2 separate regions of the Homo sapiens genome follow, and region 1 is linked to region 2. Evidence: chromatin loops called from intact Hi-C (ENCODE). Cell type or tissue: MCF 10A. All regions are shown on one strand. Each heading gives the region's core, and the rest is flanking DNA. Links, peaks and the distances in the headings are about the cores only. Region 1 holds the start of LOC105374128 (a long non-coding RNA gene). Region 2 has its middle 63 kb from the start of CLDN18.

Region 1 (8,339 bases), core at 137-8,136, 100 kb after region 2:
AGCAGAGGCAAGTTCAGAGACTTGCTTTCCTACTCCTGAATCTTCATTCAGCTGAGCTAATGGCCAGGAATGACAAGAGGACTCACCATTGTTTGAGCCTGCCTGTGAATTTGCATAAAATGTGATTTAAAACAAAAACATAACCAAGGATCTGGCCCCCAGGAATAGTCAAGGTATCTGCAGTGAGTAGAAGACTATTATTTATACTGCCTGGAATCCCACCACAAATCTTTACAGAAACGCACAAACTCACATTGGATCAGGCTTTTGTTGGTCTCCAGGGAATGCTGACTTTGTTTATTAATGCCACAACAAACGTGTCTCTGAATAAGGGAACTGACAGGACACCCGTCTCTGCATTGAAACCTGATTAAAAGCAAGTCCAGCCCCTTCTAGTCTCTCAGGAGTCTTCACAGTTTCTAAGCTGTCCTTTGTGAGTCAGTGATGTCGATGGCAGGAAAACTCCATCCTTGTTTCTTTGGGTGATAATCCACACATCACAGCATGAATACTCAAGCTCTCACACGAAGCAATGGTCTGCCTCCCAAATAGAAAGAAGGAGAGTTGCCTAAGTGGAAGGACTTGATAGGAGCTGAAAATGCAGCCCCATGACACCCAGTCCTCCTCTAATAAAGGTTTTTCCCTATCTCCTGTCACTGATGCTGCAAATTCTACTCTGGAGGCAGAGTGGCATCGGCAGGCAGCACTTCCTGAACCTTTCCATGAAAGGGACCCTTAAACACAGGGGAACTGTGGGGATAGTTGCACATTATGAATATACTGAAAACTACTGAATTGTATACCTTAACGTGCTGAAGTTATATTATATTAATTATATGTTAATAATGATAATAAATTTTTTAAAAATACATAGAGGAAATAGCCTATGTCCTTGCAAGGCCAGCAGGACCAGGACTCAAGTGGACAGCTCTAAGTATGAAGTATTGTGCATGTTGCATTCTGCTTCAAAATACATCTATATCTGTTGTAACTGTTTAAAGATAAAGTTATTTCCCAGTTAAAATGCTTAATTTTATCCCCTCAGATATTCAAATAAAATTGATACCCCAGGTGGACGTGCCTTAGATGGAGAACCCTGTGGCAGCACCACTCACTTGTGGCTTGAGAAACACAAAGGGGAGGTGGGCTTACCAGGGTGAGATCCCAAGGTGTGGATCCCAGAGTACGAATCCCACGATGTGCATCCTAGGGTATGGGTGCCTAAAATGGTGCTGAAGGTCTGACTTAGGGTGACTCTCACTCACATTTTTCACAGAATAAGTTCAGAACTCTGGGCTATCAAAAGCCCATTGTCACATGTGTGGACCCATGCATCCACTCTCACCCTTCCATGTTCTGTTCACAGTGCTGCCTCAGGTCTATGACATCCAATGGCAGCAGGCATCGTTCACCTTGTGCGTGCCCAACTCTGACTCCCAGGGCAGTCTCCCCACACCTCACGGGCTTCATGCCACATATGAAGCAGGCCTCTGGGGGTGGTCTCAGCCATAGCCTCCGAGAGCCTTCGAGACTGTTGCTCTGCAACACCAGTGGTCCCTTCCAACCAATGTCCTTTCTTGCCTCCAGCTGACATGGTGACATCATGCTCTCCAGCTTCAGTTTTAAGCCATGGTGGAAAATGTTTGGGCATGCCTTGCACAATGGACATATCTTGCTCTTCTCACTCCATCCACAGGCCTTTTGCCTAGCCGGCCTGCAGATGGCTGTGTGTGGAAGGCAGGGGTATGTCAACATTGAAAGAAATCACATTCTAGGAATGTGGGGGTTAAGGCCTAAAAAGTCAAAGAGAAGACATGATTGGTAGATGTGTCATGCTACATTTACATTATGAAATTTCAAATGGCAAATTTAACAAGACCAGAACATTATCATTCAGATTCTCTGCATACTCTGGGTAGGATTTGTATTTGGTCTCAACAACAAAGCACAGCAACAAGATTAGAGGGAGTTGCTGGAAGCCAACATCCACAGGAGGCTGACATGTGACTCAACATCGCAAGTAAGCAATGATGTCACCAGCATGACATGTGAAGCCCAAATGCACCTAGATCTACTAATCTGGGGGTCCTAGGTAAGGTGACGTTCCCTGCCGAAGGGCCCAGAGTGCCCCACATAGCAACAGAGCTGTCACCTGCACCCTCCGCGCTCATCCTCCCTGTGCTCTGTGATCTACTGCCCCCTGCAGACCTCCCTGGACACACCTCATCCCTCTCCTCTCTCAAGTCCAGACTACCATTTTCTGGCTTCTTCCAGGCCACCCTCAAACCACCATCTACGCCCACTGCAGATCTGCAAACACCCCCTGCCTCCGTCTCCCAGAACAGGGCTGCCTTCTCCTTCTAAGACCCAGTTCTGTCGCAGAGCTGTGTGGGCCCCTAATGATATAGCAGCGAACCCCATAATTCCTGAAGGGCTTTTTCAAAAGTCATTTTGTTTCTGCTATACATTAGCCACAAAAGAACTAATTCTAAAGCAAAAAAAAAAAAAAAAAAAGACAATTATGTGAAAAACGGCTCGGAACCATGAAATAGATGCTGATTATAAATATAGGCTTCAGGCATTATGAAATGAGGCAGCTCTAAATTTTCAAAGAACAAAGAAAAAGCAAGAGGATTTTCTAAATATCAAAAAGACTTTCAGGTTATAATTAGTAAATTGACTAACCTTTTTAAAGGTACAAGTAAATTTCTAAAGCCTGCAGCATTCATGGAATTATATATGCTGTAAGTCTAGGGGACTGACTCTGCCAGCCTCCTCACTTCACAGATGAGAAAACAAAAGGTTCCATGACTTTCCCAAGGTCATAAAACAAGTTTGTGGCTGCTAGAATTTTAATTGGAGCTCCTGTCCTCCATCTTCAGTTTCTTTCACCCATTCTACAATGGAAGCTACTTTCACAAATAGGCAACAACGTTCAGATTACTTGCATAAATATATGGAGATGGTGTTTGTGGAGGTGGTGGTAGTGATGGTGGTGGTGGTAAGAGGGTGGTAATAATGGTAATAGGGGTAGTAGAGGTGGTGGTAATAGCTGTGGTGGTGGAGGTGGAAGTGGTTGTGGTGGAGGTGGTGGTAGAGGTAGTGATGGTGGTAATGGAGTGATGGTAGTGATGGTGGTAGATGTGGAGGTGTTAGTGGTAGTGGTGGAGGTGGTTGTGGTAGTGGTGGTGGTTGTGGTGGTGGTAGAGGTAGTGATGGTGATAATGGAGTGATGGTAGTGATGGTGGTAGATGTGGAGGTGGAAGTGGTTGTGGTGGAGGTGGTGGTTGTGGTGGTGGTAGAGGTGGTGATGGTGGTAATGGAGTGATGGTAGTGATGGTGGTAGATGTGGAGGTGTTAGTGGTAGTGGTGGAGGTGGTTGTGGTAGTGGTGGTGGTTGTGGTGGTGGTAGAGGTAGTGATGGTGATAATGGAGTGATGGTAGTGATGGTGGTAGATGTGGAGGTGGAAGTGGTTGTGGTGGAGGTGGTGGTTGTGGTGGTGGTAGAGGTAGTGATGGTGGTAATGGAGTGATGGTAGTGATGGTGGTAGATGTGGAGGTGTTAGTGGTAGTGGTGGAGGTGGTGGTTGTGGTGGTGGTGGTGGTAGTGAAATGATGGTAGTGATGGTGGAGGTGGAGGTGGTAGTGGAGGTGATGGTGGTGGTAGAGGTGGTGATCGTGGTAATGGAGTGATGGTAGTGATGGTGGTGGTGGAGGTGGAGGTGGTAGTGGTGGAGGTGGTGGTTGTGGTGGTGGTAGAGGTGGTGATGGTGGTAGTGGAGTGATGGTAGTGATGGTGGTGGATGTGGAGGTGGAGGAGGTAGTGGTGGTGATGATGGTGGTGGAGGTGGAGGTGGTAGTGATGATGGCAGAGATAATGAAAATTGCAGTGGGGCCAGGCACAGTGGTGCACACCTATAATCCTAGCACCTTGGGAAGCTCAGATGGGAGGATTACTTGACCCCAGGAGTTCAAGACCAGCCTGGGCAACATAGGGAGACCCCCATCTCTATAAAAAATAAAAAGTTATCTGGATCTGTGGTCCCTGCTACTCAGGAGGCTGGGGCAGGAGGAGGATCTCTTGAGCCTGGGAGGTTGAGGCTGCAGTGAGCTGTGATTGCACTACCGCACTCTAGCCTGGGTAACAGAGCAAGACCCTGTTTCAAAAAAAAAAGGAAAGAAAAGAAAAGAAAGAAAGAAAATAAATAGTGGTGGTATGCATATGTGCTGGGAAGTTGAGGAGTGAGGAATAGTTCAAGGGCAGTTCAAGGGCATGTCAGCCAAAGCTCAGATTCAGTTAAGAGTGAATATATATAAGAAACTGGCAGAATGAGGAAAAGGATTCAGCCGGTATAGACAAATCAATTAGATGTATCCACAAACAAAATGACAGAAATGGTACAGCAGCTGAGGAAGCAACAGGGTCATAAGGACCTTTCAGTGTGGGATTGCCATGCATGCTGGATATTTCCAGGCTGCGGAAAAGCTCCTAATAGTGAGGCTCCTTGAGTGCAGGTACAGGTTGTGAAACCCATCAATATTTGTTGATTGCCTTTTCTGTGCAAGGACCTCAGCTGGGCCGTGGCAACACAAGGGTATGCAGGAAAGCAAGAGAGGCCATACCCTGTCCTGCTCCATTTTCTATCTTTAAATGTTGGGGGTTTTGTGTTTTGTTTTGTTTTTTAATCACGGGAGAGTTGCCTGGATGAATAAGACAATTCATCAAGTCCTGCCAAACCATGAGTGGTGGTGCAGGCTGGAGGAGCCCCACTTATTTCTTACAGTGAAGTTAGCCTGTCATTAAAAAGTGCCTGTGTAGCCATTCACTTTGTGGCCCACAGTGCCACCGTGTGGAAGGCACCTGTTGGCTGGACATGCACAAAATAAAACCGAAGCAGTGGCAGCTTTTAAACCAGCCCATCACCTTCACTCGGGGAACCCAAAGCACTCCCTCCATGTGACTATTATGCTCAATTTACCAAAGAAAAGGCCGTTGGATCTGTGGGTTCAATGAACCCTTAGTGATCAGCTATGTGGTCTAAGTTCTCACTGATCTCCTCTCTAAGATCCCTGATTGAGGTCAGAATCGCAGAATCAATGGGCACTTCTCTATTCTTTCATACCAATCATTTGATCCATTGCACTGATAGTTTATTGAGTACAAAATGCAGCTTCCTCTTCCACAAAAGCCTAACAATGGTCAGCTATTGCCAATGGAAGAACAATTCAGCTCATCCCATCTTTTCTGGATCAGGTCCTTATATTACCCCCGCCGCCCCCAAGCTTTACTTAAAGTCCTCTCTATCCCTTTGAAACATTTTTCTTTCTGGCTCCCTGCTTAGGTTAGCTCTTCTCGCTTGTCTTGTCATTAGGTGGAATAATACATGAAGACACTCCTGGCACAATTACTGCCTTGGAATTGGCCCAGTTCAGCTTATCAGATGATGAGTGTCTGCTATGGGCAGATGCAAGTGATATAAGCATCAGAGACACCTCCTTCCCAAAGAACTTAACACATGTTAGTGTCTCCACTGGCAGCTCTGTTTTCTGTCGACTATGCTAAACGTTGAGCCTGCATCTTTACATCCAGCAGGGAGATAGGCTTGCAACCTTTTGTAACAGACACAAGCATGAACACAGATGTAGAGAAGGCCACACAGGTGCAGGACAATTCCTTCCACATCCTTTCCACCTAAGCCTGGAGAGGACTTAGCGGACCTTCGCAGCTCCCCTCAGAAACTGGCAGTGAGGCCAAGCACGGTGGCTCACACCTGTAATCCCAGCACTTTGGGAGGCCGAGGCAGGTGGATCACCTGAAGTCAGGAGTTCGAGACCAGCCTGGCCAGCATGGTAAAACCCCATCTCTACTAAAAATACAAAAATTAACTGGGCATGGTGGCGCATGCCTGTAATCCTAGCTACTCAGGAGGCTGAGGCAGGAGAATCACTTGAACACAGGAGGCAGAAGTTGCAGTCAGCCGAGATCAGGCCACTGCACTCCAGCCTGTGCAACAGAGTGAGACTCCATCTCAAAAAAAAAAAAAAAAGAAAGAAAGAAAGAAAGAAGAAACTGGCAATGAGAGACACGGGGAAGAGAAGAAAAGTGCAGAATCACACTTGATGCTCTGTTGATTTTAGAGGTTACTTTACTTAGATTCCCTAAAAGCCTAGAATTTGGTTATAGCATGTGAGTCAGCTTATTATAAATATGTAATTCACTTTGGATTTTCTAAAGCTGAAAATGGTCTTCATCTTTATCTCAGTTACACACCACTACTAGGTTCCAGCCACAAGACCAGAGCATCTTCTACTTCCTAAATTGTGGGCTCAGGTTTTCAGGTGATAAAAACCTTTTTCAGGTTGTCACTATAAACCTATTATATATTTCCAATCAATGTTATCCCTATATGTATAAGTTCAGGACATTCTTCAGTTTACCTCAGAAAATATAGCTAATTAAATTTTCCCTTTTTATATTGAACCATGCAGTCATGGAAGGGAAGAGCTGGTATGGTCCAAAGACACAAACCAGTGCAGCAGCTCCCAAGTGCTAGGCTGTGGGCCAGAGCTGGTCCATTGCTAAATTTTCATTTGTCTAAGACAAAGTATGAGGCCAATTGTCCATTCTTGGAGAGTCTTATCTTCTTACTCTTCTGGTATTAAAGTGTCCTTTATAAAATGATGGTGATTGTTGCATACTTTATTTTATGTGCTGACTTGGCAAAATAAAAGTTAGCAACCTTGGATCAACTGCAAAACTTTTTGTTAACAGCCTATAGCACAATGCTACCTCACACTACCAGGGACTATACTCCTGCATTACAGAGAACTAGCCTAATGAGAATCCAGAACAGGAAGAATTGCGAGAAATGAGACTTTCTGCTTAGAAGTATTCAGAAGATGCCCACAACTAAGGTTCAAGACTCAACTTCAAAGAAGATTTCTAATTAGAATTCATGAAGGCACCTACCCATCAGAGCATTCCATGCGTTCATCCATATGTGGAGATTGGGATGGCCTCACAAGAATGTGATGTGATTTCAAATTTGAAAAATAGCCAATATAAAATTCTAAAAGAGAAAAATAATCAGAGTATCTGTGTCTTGCAAGATGGTAAAACATATGATAAAATTTCCATGACTAAGAATAGCTCACTGTTAGAACCAATAAATGGATTCAGCAAAGTTAAAGGATACAAAATCAACACACAAAAATCAGTTGCATTTCTATACATTAATAATGAACAATCTGAAAAAGAAATTAAGAAAACAATCCCACTTATAATAACATCAAAAAGAATAAGATAATAATACACCAAATCAAGCAAACAAAAGATTTGTACACTAAAAACTTCAAAACATTGCTGGAAAAAATTAAAGAAGACACCAATAAATGGAAACACATCATGTGATCATGGATTGAAAGACTTAGTATTGTTAAGATGTAAATACTACCCAAAATAATCTACAAATGTGATGCAATCTCTATCAAAATCCCAACATTTTTTGCAGGAATAGCAAAATCTATCCTAAAATTCATATGGAATCTCAAGGGACCCTGAATAGCCAAAACAATCTTGAAAAAGGAAAACAAAAGTGAAGGTCTCATGCTTCCTGATTTCAAAATTTATGACAAAGCTATAATAATCAAAATAGTGTAGTACTAGTATAAAGACAGACATGTAGACCCATGGAGTAGAATAGAGACCCCAGAAATAAAAATTGCATATATGGTCACATGATTTTCAACAAGGGTGTTAAGACCATTCAATGGGAAAAGGACAGTCTCTTCAACACATGGTGTTAGGAACACTTGATATCCATGTCCGGAATAGCGAAATTTGACCTCCCCCCTCCCCACCTTATAACATATACAAAATTTAACTGGATCAAAGACCTAAATATAAGACCTAAAGCTATAAAACTCTTGGAAGAAAAGATAGGGAGAAATATTCACAACATTGGATTTGGCAAGGATTTCTTGGAGATGACACCAAAACACAGGCAATAAAAGTAAAAATAGATAAACGTGACTACATAAAAATTGAAAATTCTGCATCAAAACACAAAATGAACAGAGTAAAAGGCAACCTATAAAATGAGAGAAAACCATTTGCAAATCATATCTAACCCCACAATATATAAAGCTCCTATAACTCAACAACAAAAAACCCAAATAACCCAATTTTAAAATAAGCAAAGGACTTGGATAAACATCTCTTCAAAGAAGATACACAAATGGCCAACAAGCATATAAAAAGATGCTCAACATCACAAATCATTAGGGAAATGCAAATCAAAACTGCAATGAGATATTATTTCACATCCATTAGGATGGCT
Region 2 (8,339 bases), core at 60-8,059:
AAGGCCCTCTCACCAATGCATTTCTTTTTTTTTTTTTTTAACTTTTGTTTTAGGTTCAGGGATACATGTGCAGGTTTGTTATACAGGTAAATCGTGTGTTGCAAGGGGTTGGTGTACAGATTATTTCATCACCCAGGTTAAAAGCATAGTACTTGACTGGTAGTTTTTTAATCCTCACCCTCCTCCCACCCTCCACCCTCAGGTAGGCCCCTCACCAGCACATTTCTTTTGCTGTTCTTAAATGATGTGGCCTCATTTAAGAAGACCAAAAAGAATATGCTGGAACATAGCCATTTGGCTAGCCTTCCAGCTGTGCAAAGTATACCTATTCTAGCATGCCCACTTTCCTGAGCTGTTTAATCCCTTTATCCACCATCTGCCAACGCAATTCTGGCATTTAAACTTTTCTAAGCATAGTGCATTGCTTCTTTCATGCTTCCAGGAGCCATCCTAGTAGCAAATTCTTACTTAGTCAGGGGTCCTTGCCAGGATGTTAAATCCTGAATGTCAGGAGAGTACTTCCAAGTCAACAAAGTCTTCCCTATTCAATTTATGTTCTGGGCCCCCTGATCAAACACTCTCAGAATGTAGTCCCAGGATACATTGACTACATCTTGCAGCCTTTTAAAAGTAGAATATTTTTGCTTCCTTATCAGGACCAGCACATTCTCAGCTGGGATGTACTGAGACCAACCCTGCTTATAGGCCTAATCCCCAAGAGGGGAAGTAGGAGTGGATTCTGAGGGGGTGGTACCCACTGCCTTTTGGAGAAGAGGTGTCTGCATCCTCTTCCAGCACAGAGGAGTGCTAGCACTTACCAGAGAGTGTTCAGCCACTTTTGCAGCCTCAGAAGTTTCAAGGCAGTCTAGGAAGCCAAAATGCTTAGAAGCATTGCCCAGATGTCTTTATCTCATGTGTCAGAGTCCTAGGATTTCCTAATCAGGGCCCTAACTCCGGCATAACAGATCTGCTTTAAGTGGACATTTAACTTTCTTTGATATTCAGCCACTGAACCTATAAGGTTCTAAGCTTGATCCTTGGCTTCCTCTTGTTCTTCAAGCAAGACAAGGGGGCTTCTTTGTATATAACCAAGGAGACTCTTTGGCTTTCACACCTGCCTTTCAATTGCCTGCTACTTGTCCTGCACTGTTCATTATCTTAGTGTAGGCTATCACTGGCACTTAGCAATAGCTATCCAATACTGTTACCCTTAGAGCTCCTGTTTCTTCATACCTTTCAAACAGCCTGACACATCTTGTCTGCTAGTATATTCCTTTCCACTGTACAATACCCCCAATTCACCACTGTTTAACAGTTGGACCTCCATCTTATACCAGATGCTGTCTGTGATCACCCACCAACAGTGATAAGCTCCTCACTACAGACAGGTGGTGAATAATCCTACTCCAAAACGGTATCTCATTGCCGACACTCTTTAACCAGCCATTACTGGTACCAACCATTCCAGCTTGGGTTCTCTGGAAGCAGATGGGGAGACAAAATTTAAGGTGTAAGGTGCTCATTGGGGACCAATACCTTTGAAAGGAAGGGGTGAAAGCAGGATTAGCTTACAATGCAGGTCTGATTGGGCTGGAAATGTTGGGCCTTTATACTGCCACCTTGTTAAATCACTGGATGTTGGCTGTTAGGGAAGTTGTAACCTCAGCTATTTACAGCTGAGGCCAACCCTTGAAGGTACTCACAACTGACAGTCACCTGCTAACCACACTTCCTGGTACACCCAGAAAGCAAGTCCTTCATTGAAGAGGAATCTGGGTGGTTCATGCCCAGGTCTACTGCACAAAGATTTTCAGTTACTACTCGTCAATATCCATGTTCCCTTTTTTTCATAATACTAAAACCATAATTTTTACTTGAGCAGAGTAATCGCTAAGAATAAACACTATGTTTTCCAGCCTCCCTTGCAGGAGTCATGGCCATGTGGCCAAGCTCTAATCAATGAATTGTGGGCAGATGTTTCACATAACATTCCCAGGAACCTAATCTTCCTAAATAGATGACTGCTACTTATCCTTTATCCTTTTCTTCATCCCTTCCTCATTAATGACCAGAATGCAACATGATGTCAGAGTCTGCTATAGCCCTCCTGGGACATGAGGTGATTGTGCAAATAAGGCCACATGTGTGACCAACAGGATGGAGGTGGCCAGGTCTCTGAGGACTTTGTGAAGCAGAGCTACATACCTTCCCTTGATTCCCTGTCTCTGGACCCTCAAGAGACACAAATAAATTCTGTCTTATTTGGATCATTGCTATTTTGGGTCTCTGGGTTTTTGTTGTTGTTGTTGTTGTTGTTGTTGTTCTTTTTTTTTTTTTTAGATGAAGTCTCACTTTGTCACCCAGGCTGGAGTGCAGTGGTGTGATCTCGGCTCACTGCAACCTCTGCCTCCTGGGTTCAAATGATTCTCCTGCCTCAGCCTCCCAAGTAGCTGGGATTACAGGTGCCTGCCACCACACCCGGCTAATTTTTATATTTTTATTAGATACAGGGGTTTTCACCATGTTGGCAGGCTGATCTCAAACTTCTGACCTCAGGTGATCCGCCCACTTCAGCCCCCAAAGTGCCGGGATTACAGGCGTGAGCCACCACACCAGGCCTTGGGTCTCTGTTTTTTAATAGCCAGATCTAATTCTAATTGATACAGATGGATCCTGGCTAAGCATTTCCCAGGTGTAGGTTGCTCATAGGGAAAAATTGTCCACTTTGGAGGAGACTCAGCTATGTTATACAATGACTGTATTGGATCTCTAGCTAAAACGATATTGCCTTAAAATCATATTCTCATCATAGCACTAAGATGGTCAGAGCTTTGGCTGGGGCATTAACTTGAACCTTTCTTGAATGTCCAGGGATGCCAGCCTGGAATGTAGGTGTGGGTTCCTTTATCCCTGATCATTCTAGGCCTGTGATAACCTATAACTACTAGGATGACTCCCTACCAAGTCTCCCCTCCAGAAGCCACCTTTCGCTTGCAATGTCCTGGCTTTCAGATGCTGCTCTGGTAACAGCCTCTTCCCCTAGATTGTTAAGATTTTCTTCACCAGTGGTGGAGTCCCAGGATGTCCTTTCTAGGCACGCATGAGAATAAGCAAAATATTTAGTCTTCACTTTCTTTTTTCTCTTTTGTTTGTTTCTTTTTTTTTTCCTTTTTTGCCAGCGATATGACTATTTTTCATCTACTACAAATTCTTTAAGTTCTGATGCCTAAATTTGATTTTCTGTTTTACGGTAGCATTTGTAATTAAGTTTCAAACTTTGAATCAGCTTCCAGATGCAAACCTACCACTCATCTTTTGTGTGATCTTGAAAAAACAATTTGCCCTCCCTGAGACTCAGTTTCCTCATCTGTTAAATGAGTGCCAGTTTTAGCCGATCATCTGCAACTTACCTTTGCGGGGGCGGGGCGAAGGGGGGATTGTTTGTCCTATTGCATCCGTAAGTTGCTACTGCCCTCTAGTGGTCATAAGATGATTTGATTTCCTCCAAGAAAGTAGCCCCGGGGCCTGAAGGCTTCCTGGAAACATGAAATGCAATCTTCAGAACTCAACCATGTAACAGGCGAGCTGTATTGTCACATCCTATTAGGATGCCACAGGGAAGGGCAAACTAAGAAAAATGCAAACATTAGGTGAACTGTGGGATAAATGTCTAATTTAAAACAGAGAATAAATAAATCTCACAACTACCATCACAAACTTGGCAATACCTTAAAGGTGTCAGTGACATAAAATAAGCCAAAACTGGTAGGCAAACTCTATGTTCTTTGTAAGATTTCAGAATCCTCTCTGGTATATCTTAGCATGTACCAAGATTGGGAATCAGAACTAAAACAGCTTTCAACTTATCCTTGCTATACAGTGGCTCCTTTGTTGTCCATTTTCATAGCCCTAACCACCTTGCACATGGTCTAATATTTAGGAGACATTTAGTCAACTTTATGCAGAAGGAAAATAAATCCACACAGTTGCATATGTCAAATTGCTCATCCCATAGGGAGAATATTAACAGCTGATATTTAATAAGGACTTAACTCTGTGCCAAGCATTTAATATGCAATCACTCATTGAATTCTTATGACACTCCTATGAAATAGATGTAATGATTACCATAACCTCTTTACTATAAGGAAACTGCCCAGGCTCATAGCAGAATTGCATTCACTCCCCTCTTGAAGTCAGGCATCACCACGTGATTCCAGTGAGCCAATGAAGTGTGAGTGGAAGTGGCCTCGGTTCAGGCCCCCATGATAGCATTTAAGAGTTACATGACCTTGGGCACATTTCTTGACTTTTCTGCACCTCAATTTCTAACTGTGTGATTTTGAGCAACTTACTTAATCCTCTGTGCTTCTGTTTCTTCATCTGTAAGCTGAGAGAAGCACTGTCTCACCTGGGTTTGTGAGGATTCAGTGAGATAGTGTGTAAAGGAGTTGGCAAGTGTAGACAGTCAATAAATGCAGTAATGTTTTTATAAAATTATCAGGATTTTTTTTCTTTTTTTTTTTTTTTTGAGATGGAGTCTTGCTTTGTCACCCAGGCTGGAGTGCAGTGGCGCAGTCTCGGCTCACTGCAACCTCTGCCTCCCGGGTTCAAGTGATTCTTCTGCCTCAGCCTCCCGAGTAGCTGGGACTACAGGCGTGCAGCACCACACCTGGCTAGTTTTTGTATTTTTTTTAGTAGAGACAGAATTTCACCATATTGGCCAGGCTGGTCTTGAACTCCTGACCTTGTGATCCACCCACCTCAGCCTCCCAAAGTGCTGGGATTACAGGCATGAAACACTGTGCCCAGCCAAATTGTCAGGATTTTAAGAAAAGCTATGCATTTATATTAGGAATATTTTTGAAGTTGTTTAAAGGTGAAAGAAGGAATTTCTATGGCACAAATGAAGAACATGGGAAAGACCCAATGCAGAGCACGTACTTATGTTAAAACAAGTTGTCAGCATGTTCTTCCCAATTTGACAGGACTCTTGATAGCAGCTCAGCTACACCTTTGGAAACCCTGAGGGCACCAGCTTGGTTTATAGGCTGCTTACTGGGCTCTGCTGACTCACATATTCCCCTTGTCAATGCTGCATCTACTCTGAGCCTGGCACTGATGGCCAACAACAAGCCTGAGAAGCAGTGTCCCATCCAGAGGAGACACATGCATTTGTAGAAAGCATAGCTGGTGGAGAAGTAGAGATGGGACAGGGAATCAAGCAGCCTCTGATGAGAGGCACCACTGTCAGAGAGCTCCAACCTCACAGACATCCACACCAGGTCAGATGAAGAGGAATTCCTGGGCTGGCTTCCCACAGAAATGGGGGAGTAGCACTATCCCCAGGCATCCCCCAGCGCTGTGCCATCTGTCAGAACCACAGACACTTCCACCATCAAGGAGAGCTAGAAAGAGGGAATGTGGTAGTGCGAGTCAACATCCGCCAGGCACATGCCTGTTTATTCCTGACACTTTAAGGCAATGTTCTGCAGAAGTAGCTCCAGCCTGCTTGGTGCAGCCCAGCCCAGCAAGTGCACAAGTAGTGAAGCCAAAAGTCACTCAATTTTAATCCTACTTGACCCTGGGACTCAAGTTTCACTATGTGCTTATTAATGCTGGAGAAGTACCTCACTGGCATCTGAAGACAGAAGGAACAAAGTGGCAACAAAATACTCAATGTTAAAGCAAGCACATTGACCCACAGAGGTCTTTACATGCAGCTGAGCCATCATCCTCATCTTCAAAGAAGGTGATTAGGGATCTCACACTGGGCAACTTGCACCTAAAAGGGTCTACTGCTGGCAAAGGCTATCTAGATCAACTTCCTGCTGTGAAATTCAGATGGCAATGGCTATCTGCAGGCTAAATGAAGAGGAACCCTGACAAGCTGTGTGTCCCTAGGAGGGAGATGGGTCCAGAGGCTATTCCCCTGCCCAAAAGTGGGTTCTTGGATACAGTGCCCCAGGGCTCAGCTTAGGGCAAAACTTAGAGTTAACCTCAAAAATTGTTCCTGGAAATGACACTAATAATCATATCTTCTACTTAAAATCATTGTACTAGGCACTTTACATTACTTCATTTAATTCTCACTGCATTTAATATCTTCAGCTTCCACATATGAAAACTAAGGTTCTGAAACGTTAACTTGTCCGAAATCAAACAGCCAGTGAGTAGTAAAGAAATTCCAAATTATGTTCCTAGCCACAGTATCTGAAATTATGCCTGTGCTGGAAATATGGTAATGGGTCCAGGAAAGAAACTATCTTTCTCCAGTCAGACATCAGAAAGCACTGAAAGTCTCTAAGGAACATCCTTAGCTTGCAGAAATGCAAACAGAGCATTTTTCAGAGAAGTTTGGAAAATTAATAAGTAGAAACTTGAGGAAGGTCTTCTCTCATGCTTCATGACTGAGGGCTTTGGAGTGGGACTCAAGATGAATAACTATAGAAGTCCTAGCAGTCGTAGTAGCAGCTATCAGTGAGGGCCTATTTAGATGTCATGCCGAGCATTCTTCTAAGCCCTTTACACGTACTGACTATTTAATCCTGTCTACAACTCAGTGAGGGTGGTGCTATTATTATCCTTATGTTACAAATGAAGAAACTAAGGTACAGATCATTTAAAAACTTGTCCAGATCATACCACTGTGCTGGATTTCCTGGATTTAAACCCAGGTGGTCTGGCTCTGAAGCCTGCAAACACAACCACTACACTGCATGTTGACATGGAATAGCAGTAGAGACCTGACCAGAGTGCCAGGATAGCAAAGGGCAGTTTGGAAGACTCATGAGGAATGGCTAGTGACACTTCTGGTTCAGGAGAATTACACCCTCTGCATCAGTTTCCTATTGCTGCTGTAACAAATTACACCAACTTAGTGGCTTAAAACAATACTCAATTATCATCTTACAGTTCCTATAGGTCAATCACAGTGTGGATGAATAGGTGGTTTCAATAGCTCCAGCACAGTATGGATGAATATGTGGTTTCTATAGCTCCAGCACAGTGTGGATGAATAGGTGGTTTCTATAGCTCCAGCACAGTGTGGATGAATAGGTGGTTTCTATAGCTCCAGCACAGTGTGGATGAATAGGTGGTTTCTATAGGTCCAACACAGTGTGGATGAATAGATGGTTTCTATAGGTCCAACACAGTGTGAATGGATAGATGGTTTCTACAGGTCCAACACAGTGTGGATGAATTCTCTACTCAGGGTCTCACCAGTCTAAAATCAGGGGGCTCTGATTCTCATCTGGAGCTCGAGGTCCTCTTCCAAGCTCACTGATGTTAGCAGAATTCAGTCCCTAGTGGTTGTAGGACTGAAGTCCCCATTTCCTTGTCACAGGGCCACGTTCGCCTTCAAACAGCAATAGCATATGCAATTCTTTTCATGCTTCAAATATCTGGCTCTGATTTCTCCTGCCACATTTCTCTGACTTCCATTTTGGCCTTCCTCTTGTGCCACCAGCCAAAGAAAGTTCTCTGCTTTTAGGGACTCATATGATTAAATTAGACTCAATTAGATAATCCAGGATAATCTCCCCTATTTTAAGGTCCATTGATTGATAACCTTAATTATGTTTCACCCCATGGCATAACACCAGAGTCTGAAAGCCAGGGGCCAACATTCTGCTCACCACACCCTTCCATGCCTGGATTCCTGTGACTCTTAGCCCAGGGAACCCAGGTTGAGCCTTATTTGCTAATAACCATTTCCTTCTTGACTTTCTCCATGAAAACAAGGACAATGTTTGTCTTGTGCATCACTATATCCCTGCACCAACACAATGCCCAGCACATAGTAGATACTCAACAAACACCTTCTGGCTGAATGGCTGACTGATCCTAACAATCATCATCAGTAATCTACCAACTGTCATTTGCTTTTGGTGACTGAGAGAAAAAAAATAATTTACCTCCATACATCAACTTTTGCATCTTCTCCCTTTCCCATAGTAGAATGAACAGATTTATTTCTTCAAAAAAATCAAGCATTGGCAAGAAAGTAAAATTATACGAGTGGCTGGAATACCCTAAATCACTCCTGGTAAATCTTTCTCCATGAGTTAATTCACCAGGTTTTTCTTGAAATGGCTTGCCTGCCTGCATCTGCAGATGGCAAAAAATAAACCCAAAATAAGATGGTGGAGTTAATGCCAATATATTAAGCATCATAATACATGTAAGCAGATTACATTTACCAATTAAAGTATAAAGATTATAAGAATTTTTTAAAGATCAACCTAAAATAAAACCAAAAGAAAGATGAAAAATAAAGGAATCCAAAAAGATATGTCATACAAATATTAGCTCACGCCTGCAATCCCAGCACTTTG

The links. Peaks named below come from ENCODE experiments on the same cell type or tissue, not always from the same donor. Only the 100,000 strongest peaks of a DNase experiment are listed, where the experiment ranks them.
Region 1: it touches region 2 in a loop (12-fold over the local background); 4 of 110 quality-filtered maps call a loop at or near these places.

What each region holds. Positions count from the first base shown.
Region 1 is chr3:138,047,536-138,055,874 of GRCh38, forward strand. LOC105374128 (a long non-coding RNA gene) reads right to left here and starts at 8,225. Exons shown (of 2, transcript XR_001740930.2): 1 at 6,971-8,225; 2 at 1-1,793. RefSeq lists an enhancer at 1-141. In MCF 10A, for the core only: CTCF peaks have their summits at 2,172 (motif pointing left) and 4,826 (motif pointing left); a DNase peak (open chromatin) is centred at 4,836.
Region 2 is chr3:137,943,089-137,951,427 of GRCh38, forward strand. No RefSeq gene overlaps it. Among named protein-coding and RNA genes, the nearest start is that of CLDN18, 63 kb to the right of the region's middle. RefSeq lists enhancers at 3,112-3,613, 5,421-6,089. In MCF 10A, for the core only: a CTCF peak has its summit at 3,459 (motif pointing left); a DNase peak (open chromatin) is centred at 3,473.